2 separate regions of the Homo sapiens genome follow, and region 1 is linked to region 2. Evidence: chromatin contacts called from ENCODE Hi-C or POLR2A ChIA-PET data. All regions are on one chromosome and are shown on one strand. Each heading gives the region's core, a stretch centred on a gene start or an enhancer-like site at or near the end of the contact. The rest is flanking DNA. Distances are from core to core; before and after follow the strand shown. Region 1 holds the start of ATP9B (ATPase phospholipid transporting 9B (putative)). Region 2 holds the start of SALL3 (spalt like transcription factor 3).

Region 1 (2,961 bases), core at 73-2,572, 90 kb before region 2:
ATCTTGAATGTGCGTGCACCACATGACAGTGCTTCAAAGTACATGAGGCAAAAATGGATTCAATCTGTGATGGAAACCTATTTTGAAACAGGTGGCACATTTCCAACTAAAGAACTCCTAAAATTAAACAGATTTACTAACACAATTACTGTTATAGGTAACACCAGAACCCACTTCCAACCAAGCACTGAAAAAAGGGCACCTTACACATGTTCTACTGTAATCTCCAATAATCCCGTAAGAAAAAATATTATCCAGCATTTTACAGATGAGGAAACCATGGCTTGAGTTTAAATAAGTTACCCGAGAGTAAATCGCTAGTGGGTAAACACTCAAATCAGCGTTATAACATTCCAGTATGTACTTTGAGCTATATGTTAGTCTCTCAAATGGCCGAAAACAAAAATTATTCAAAAACTCAAATTCTGAAGCAACTACATATTGAGTGAAATTATGTTTTCGACAATTCCTCTGGAATAAAACTTCAAAAACTATAAGAAGCAACACTTTTTAAAATTTTCTTTTCTTTGAATGAGAAATGTTAAATATGAGCTAAATGCAATCTCGAGTATGAAAGGTCTGTACACTAATTCTACTGCTAACCTGTGACCCCACTAAACAAGTTAACCGTTCTCAATACCCCATTTCCCTTTCGTAAAAGCAAAATTACTTGTCGACAAAAAGCACTTTGTATATATATGTTTAAACAAAAAGTGTGCCTAGCAAAGATATCGAAATGTCGAAGAGAAGTCATTTCAATAAGAAGTGTGTTTTTAACAAAGCAATTAAAAGTTACATCCGTCACCTTCACAATTCACAGGGCTACAAGAACAAGTTTCGGAGACTCTGAAGTATCCGAGAAGTTAGCACTTTTGATCCCCGTTTACTTTAGGAGAGCAGCCACCCCTCAACACTGGACCGCGGTTCTCTGCTCCCGTTCTGGCTCCTACGCTCGGCCCAGGCGTCCCGGGGATGCAGCCGCTCGCCCCGGCAGCTGCCCGCGGCCCTCACCACCGGCGGACGCCACAGCTGCGGCGCGCTCAGAACGCCAAGGACTCCCGGCTCCCAGCGAACAGATGGGGCGCGCCGGTAGCGACCCCAGACCCGCCCGGCTCCGGGTTCCTGCGGTGGGCTGGGGGCCCCGGGGAGCGTCGGCGGGGAACGGGGCCAGTGCCGCCTCGGTTACCTGCTGTGCCGGTCGGCTCCCGGCCTGGGCCCCGCGGCGCTGTAGTAGGCCGCGCGTTTGCGGTTGGCTGCGGCCGCCGCTGCGCTACGCACCGGGTAAAGCGGGATCTGGTCCGCCATGTTCCGACCGCCCCTTTCCCGCCCCTCCCACTTTCCCCTCAATTCGCCACCTTTTCCCCGCCCTCTCCCCTCAGCGCCAACCCCGGCTGAGGCGCCGCCTGCGGGCCTTCCCCGCCTCCGCCAAGCGGCGAGGTCCGATGACGTAACGAGCGGCGGCGCGGAAGGTGTGGCGTCCCTAGGCCCCGCCCTCGTTTGGCGTCGGCGCACGATGACGTGCCCAGGGTGGCAAAAGCGCGGCGCAGGAGGCAGTGGAGTCCGGGCAATGACGTCACGAGTGGCTAAAGCTGGGACGGGGGGCGTCGCGTTCCGAGGCCCCGCCCCCGCCTCGTGACGGGCCCGATGACGTCACCGATCGGCGGGGCGGGGCGCGCGTGCGCCACAGGCTGGCCTTCCGGTAGCGCGCGAGGGCCTGCACGTGGGTCGTGGTTCGACCCGGCGCGCTCTGGTCCGCGGGTGGAAGGGCCTCGCAGCCGTCTCCTGGAAGCTCTGCCGGGGACACGCGTGGGCGCGCGCGGCCTCCTTAGCGGTCCAGAGCCTGCGCTGCCAGTAGTACGCGCGCCCCATGGCTGTGTGGGGCCCCACGCGCCCTCCTCGCCGCGCGGCTTCTTGCTTCCGCCCCGCGCTTCTCCAGCCTGCCTTCGGTGCCCGCTTCCTGCCCGCGCCCTTGGAACCGCTGGTGTCTGTGCGTTCACAGGCAGGGTCGTGCTACGTGGCCCGGGCCCCCAAAGCGCCGCGACTGCAGGCGCGCCCACCGCGCCGGGCTGAATTTCCGAGATGTTCTTGTCCTGCTTCCTCACTGCTGCTTCCTTCTTTCTCTGGTTCTGGGTCTTTAGCTTGATTCCACATCCCCCACCTCTAGGCCCACAGCCTGCTGAAAAGTCCTATAGGCGACTGTCAGAAACGAGGTTTACACCCTCAGTCTACACAAGAAAGCAAAACGATATTGAATAAACGAATACACGGCTTTGGTTGGGTTTGTTTCATTTCCTGTCCCGAGGACAGCTCCCTTCCACCTCCATCACCCGCTGCAGCTGGAAGCCGGCAAGCTGATGCACCGCTCACCTCACGTATTAATGGTTTACTCACTTTGTGTTTTTTTAAACAATGTTTTTCTGATATTCCATTTTCATGACATATAAATTTTGTCTATGTGTTTGAAACACTGTTCAACATGAACTTATAAATGCTTTTCTTTTCTGTTTTTTGGAGATGGGGTCTCTGTTACCCAGGCTGGAGTGTAATGTTTTGATCACGGCTCACTACATCTTCCACCTCTCAAGGTTCAGGTGATCTTCCCCCATCTGCATGTATTACTTTTTCATTATAAAAAATGGTCTTTATGAATATGAATATTCTTAATTTGTTGCTGCCACTCTGATTGCCAGTTTGCTTCTCAGCTGCTTTTCATGTAACCTGAATACATGCCACTCCACAGACACTAACTACTTTCAAAAGACGCCAATGGCCTCCTAATTGACAATGGCCTCACCCATTATTTCTCTACCTCACTCTCAGCCGCTGACACTGTTCACACCATCTCTCACCCACATTCAACAACTGATATTGATAACACCATCTCATTCTCACAGCACTGGCACTGTAACACCATCTCCTCACCCTCACTCAGTACCTGACAGTGATAACGCCGTCTCCTCA
Region 2 (3,437 bases), core at 307-2,806:
TTATTTTACTGCGAGCTGTGCTGCGGGCTCGGGGTCGTGGGGTCGCCCCTCCTCGGCCCTCTTTCCTGGCGCCCTGGGGGCCCCGCGGGGCGCGCCGAAGCCCGGGCGCCGCCGGCCGAGGTTTTGACTCGACGAAGGGGGTGGGGGCGCCCCAAACTTTGCGGGGCTAAGGCGCCACTCTGGGAAGTCCAGCCCTTTGCCAGTCTCTTAACTTTCGCGGCGCCTGCCCTTTGCTCTTGGATGTTTCGAAGAGGACGCTCCTACCAGCGAAATGACTGCAAAGCCGAGGTCTCCAGCGCCCGGCCTCGGCGGATCCAAAAAGACGGGAGAGAAAAGGCCCGCGCAGACGCTGCAACGAACGCCCCGGAAACACGCCGCGAGCAGGGGCCAGGCCCAGGCCGCCGCCGCTGCGCTCACCCCCAGCTTAATTCCCCGGGCGGCCATTAGGCAGAGCCAAGCCCCCGACCTTCTCCTCGCCTCGCGAGGGATCACAGGCTGCGTCAACGCGCTGGGACACCGCGGGTCACCCGAGGCGGTGCGGGGGCCCGGGAGGGGCCGCGGGCCCCCGAACAAAGCTGGCCGGGCGGCGGGGTCCCCAACCCGCGTCCAGCGGTAGGTGGGCTGCGGTCGCCTTCCCCGCCGCCGCCGGCCTCAGCGTCCTGGCGCAGAGACCCTGGGGGGCGGCGCGGCGGCGGAGGCACCGTGGACTCCCTCCCGCCCCGGCCTCCGAGCCGTCCTCGAGCCGGCCGCGGCCTCGGCGCCCTTCGCGGGCAGCTCCCCGACTCCGAGGAGAGGAGCCAAGTTTACTTCGCCCACAACTCTCTCGGCGGCCGCGCGCGCTCCGGCGAAGTACCCGGGGCCCCGCGGCCGGCCTGGCGCGGGGCGGACGCTTGCCCGCAGGAAGCAGGGAACTTTCTCCCGCTCCCGGACGCGCGCATCCGCTCCCGCCGCACGCGCTTCCCCAGCCCGGACGGGCAGCCCCAGACCCCCCGGCCACCCCGCAGCCCCGGCCCTCACCGTGCTCGGGAGCCCCGTCAGGCGGCAGCAGCTCCTCGTCCGACTTGAGGTGCTGGGGCTTGGCCTGCTTGCGCCGAGACATGCTGCTAGCGGCGCTCGGGCCCCGCGCGGGGCAGCGGCATCAGCGGGGCGGCCGGCGGGGACGGCGCGGGGCGGCCTGGCGGGCGCGCGGCGCGGGGCGCGGGGCGGCGGCGGCTGCGCGGGCCGCGCATGGGGCTGAGCAATTAGGCTGGTGAATAATGCATGGCCATTAGCGGAGGGCCGCGCCGATTGGCCGGGCTCCAGCGGACTCCGGCGGCCTATGCAAATGAGGCCGCGCTCGCAATTAGCGGCCGCGCCGACGAGGAGGGGGCCGCGGCGCCTCGGGACCGGGGCGCGCGCTGCCCGGCGCCGCCTCACATCGCGGGCTCCGGCGCCGCGCTCCTCGGCCGCCCCGGGTGCGGCTGTGGCGGGGCCCGGGTGCGGCGCGGGCCGCGGTGGCCGTCCCTCCGCAGGGCGCAGGCAGCAAACTTTGGCGGCGTCCGCGCGGCGCCGTCTCCGCCGGCGCGCCGGGCTCGCCCCTTTATAGAGTGTCTGCGCCGCCGCCCGCGCCCCCCCCGCCGCCGCCGCCGGGCGGCCCCTCCCGGAGCGAGCGGCCGCGGGCAGGGCTCCGACCCGGCGCCTTTGTCTCGCCCGGGCCGCTCGGGCGCCGCGCCTCCTGTTCCGGGCGCGCGGGGTCGGCCGGCCGCCTTCGCTGCTCCGCCGCGGCTCTCAGCGCCGCTCAGCGCGGCGGGCCCGCCCGGGCTCAGGTGCCCCCCGCTCTCCGGACCTTCTCGCCCGGCCCCGCGTCCCCTCCGCGGGCTTCCCCCGGCGGCCGGCCGGGCTCGGAGGCTCGCGGCCGGAGCGGAGCGGAGTGCGCACGCCGGGGTGGCAGGACTTCGGCAAGACCAACTTTCCGGTTCGGAAGCGGCGCGGGCCGCGCGGCTCCTCCCCTCCTCTCCCTCCCCTGCGTTCCCCCTCCCTTCCACTCCCCCCTCTCCCCGCCCCCCAACCCGCGGGCCCCACCGACTCCGGAGCGCCCGCCCCGCCCGCTGCTGCCACCGGGCCGCCTCGCCCCCGCGCCAGCCCGCCTGGGCCTCTGCGCCGCCGGCGGCTTCTTAAATACAGGAAAGGGAGGGGACCGCAGGGCCCCGGTGTTCCCCACCCTAGTCCCCCTTCACCACGGGCCACCGGGCGCCAGCGGAGTGGGCAGCGAGCGCGACCGAAAGTTCCAACTCCACCAAACTCCCGCGCGCGGCCCACCCTTTCCCGGGATTTCGGGGATGACACGGGGGCCAGGTGAGGGGGCTGCGCACTTCTGGATCGGCCCCACACACTCGGCCCCTGGCGCGGCGCGCTCCCCGCACACGCGCCCGCCCCCTCCCCGCGGTCACACGCACGCGCCCTCGCCCTCGCCCCGCGCGCACAGGCGCGTACTCCCACCCGCGGCCGTGCACCCGCCGCGCTCCTTCCCGCGCGTGTCCTCTCTCCCCGAGCGGCCGCCAGGATGTGCCCCCGGCCCCGTCGTCGCCGCGCCCGCGCCCCTCGCCCCAGTACGTCTTTTTTCGTTTCCTAAATTTCTTATTTTTGTCCTTGCAAGTGGTCCTGTCTGGTGTGAACCGTCAGCACAGATGGCCTCCTGGAGCTTCCCCGAGTCGTTCGCTGGGGGAAGCGGGCGGTGAGCGGCCAGCCCGGGCGCTCCGCAGGCCGCGAGCTCCCGGCAGGGCTGGTGGCGGGGGTCCGCCTGGGGGAGGAATCCCCGCCTGCTCCATCGGACCCGGCCTGGCGCGGCTCGCGGCGCTCGGCGGGCTCCCTTCCATTCTAGAATCTTCCCGCTTGCTTCCCAGCCCGCGTTCTTCCGCCTGCCTTTAATTGTGTAAGTTTGACGAAGTCAGAGCTTTGGGTTCCAGGAAAAGCGCAGGAGGGTCATAGAGGAAGGGAGGGCGCAGGTTGGAGTCAGGTCCAAACAGTCCCTATCGCCACTTTTGAAAAAAAAAAAAAACAACAAAAACCCTTAAGGTTGGTTTTATTTTGCCTTTTGGTAGCGGGCGTATTCATTTAGATTTTTTTTTCAAGACAGGCAAATAAAAGGTGTTTGAAATCTCTAGTTATCCCGTTTAACACACCCATCGATGGCGCTTTTCTAGTTAAGCTACGGGGGAAACGTCTTTATCCCGCAGTTAGGCTGCGAACTTGTGCAGATGCTCAGGCTTTGTGGAGACGCTCCGGCATCTGGCGCAGAGGCGCCCGGCGGGGAAAAGTTTGCAGCCCGGGCTTTGGGGCGCGCGGGGGGCAGGAATTTTTCTGAGAAGAGAGGGGCATAGAGAGGCGGCGCGGGTGGGGAGAGAAAAAAGGAACGCAGGGGGGAGGGGGAAAAGCAGCTTGCAGGATGGGAGTTTCTT

What was found. A loop is a pair of places that touch in the nucleus more often than their neighbours do. ChIA-PET counts read pairs that join two places held with the same protein, here RNA polymerase II (POLR2A). Pooled maps may share reads with other maps.
Region 1: a loop to region 2 is called in a map of gastrocnemius medialis, with 3 times the contacts of the local background. The contact joins the promoter of ATP9B here to the promoter of SALL3 in region 2. A Hi-C loop is called at or near these places in 3 of 168 maps with a recorded cell type or tissue (endothelial cell of umbilical vein, gastrocnemius medialis and mammary epithelial cell), 3 of 37 single-sample maps with no recorded cell type and 6 of 50 pooled maps. POLR2A ChIA-PET finds 5 or more read pairs at or near these places in 1 of 52 experiments (H1).

The regions. Positions count from the first base shown.
Region 1 is chr18:79,067,755-79,070,715 of GRCh38, reverse strand. It overlaps ATP9B (ATPase phospholipid transporting 9B (putative)), which reads right to left and starts at 1,322. Exons shown (of 30, transcript NM_198531.5): 1 at 1,187-1,322. The coding sequence starts at 1,305.
Region 2 is chr18:78,977,937-78,981,373 of GRCh38, reverse strand. It overlaps SALL3 (spalt like transcription factor 3), which reads right to left and starts at 1,556. Exons shown (of 3, transcript NM_171999.4): 1 at 1,018-1,556. The coding sequence starts at 1,099. LINC01896 (long intergenic non-protein coding RNA 1896) reads left to right here and starts at 1,683. Exons shown (of 5, transcript NR_187297.1): 1 at 1,683-2,334; 2 at 2,636-2,911. RefSeq lists an enhancer at 1-139.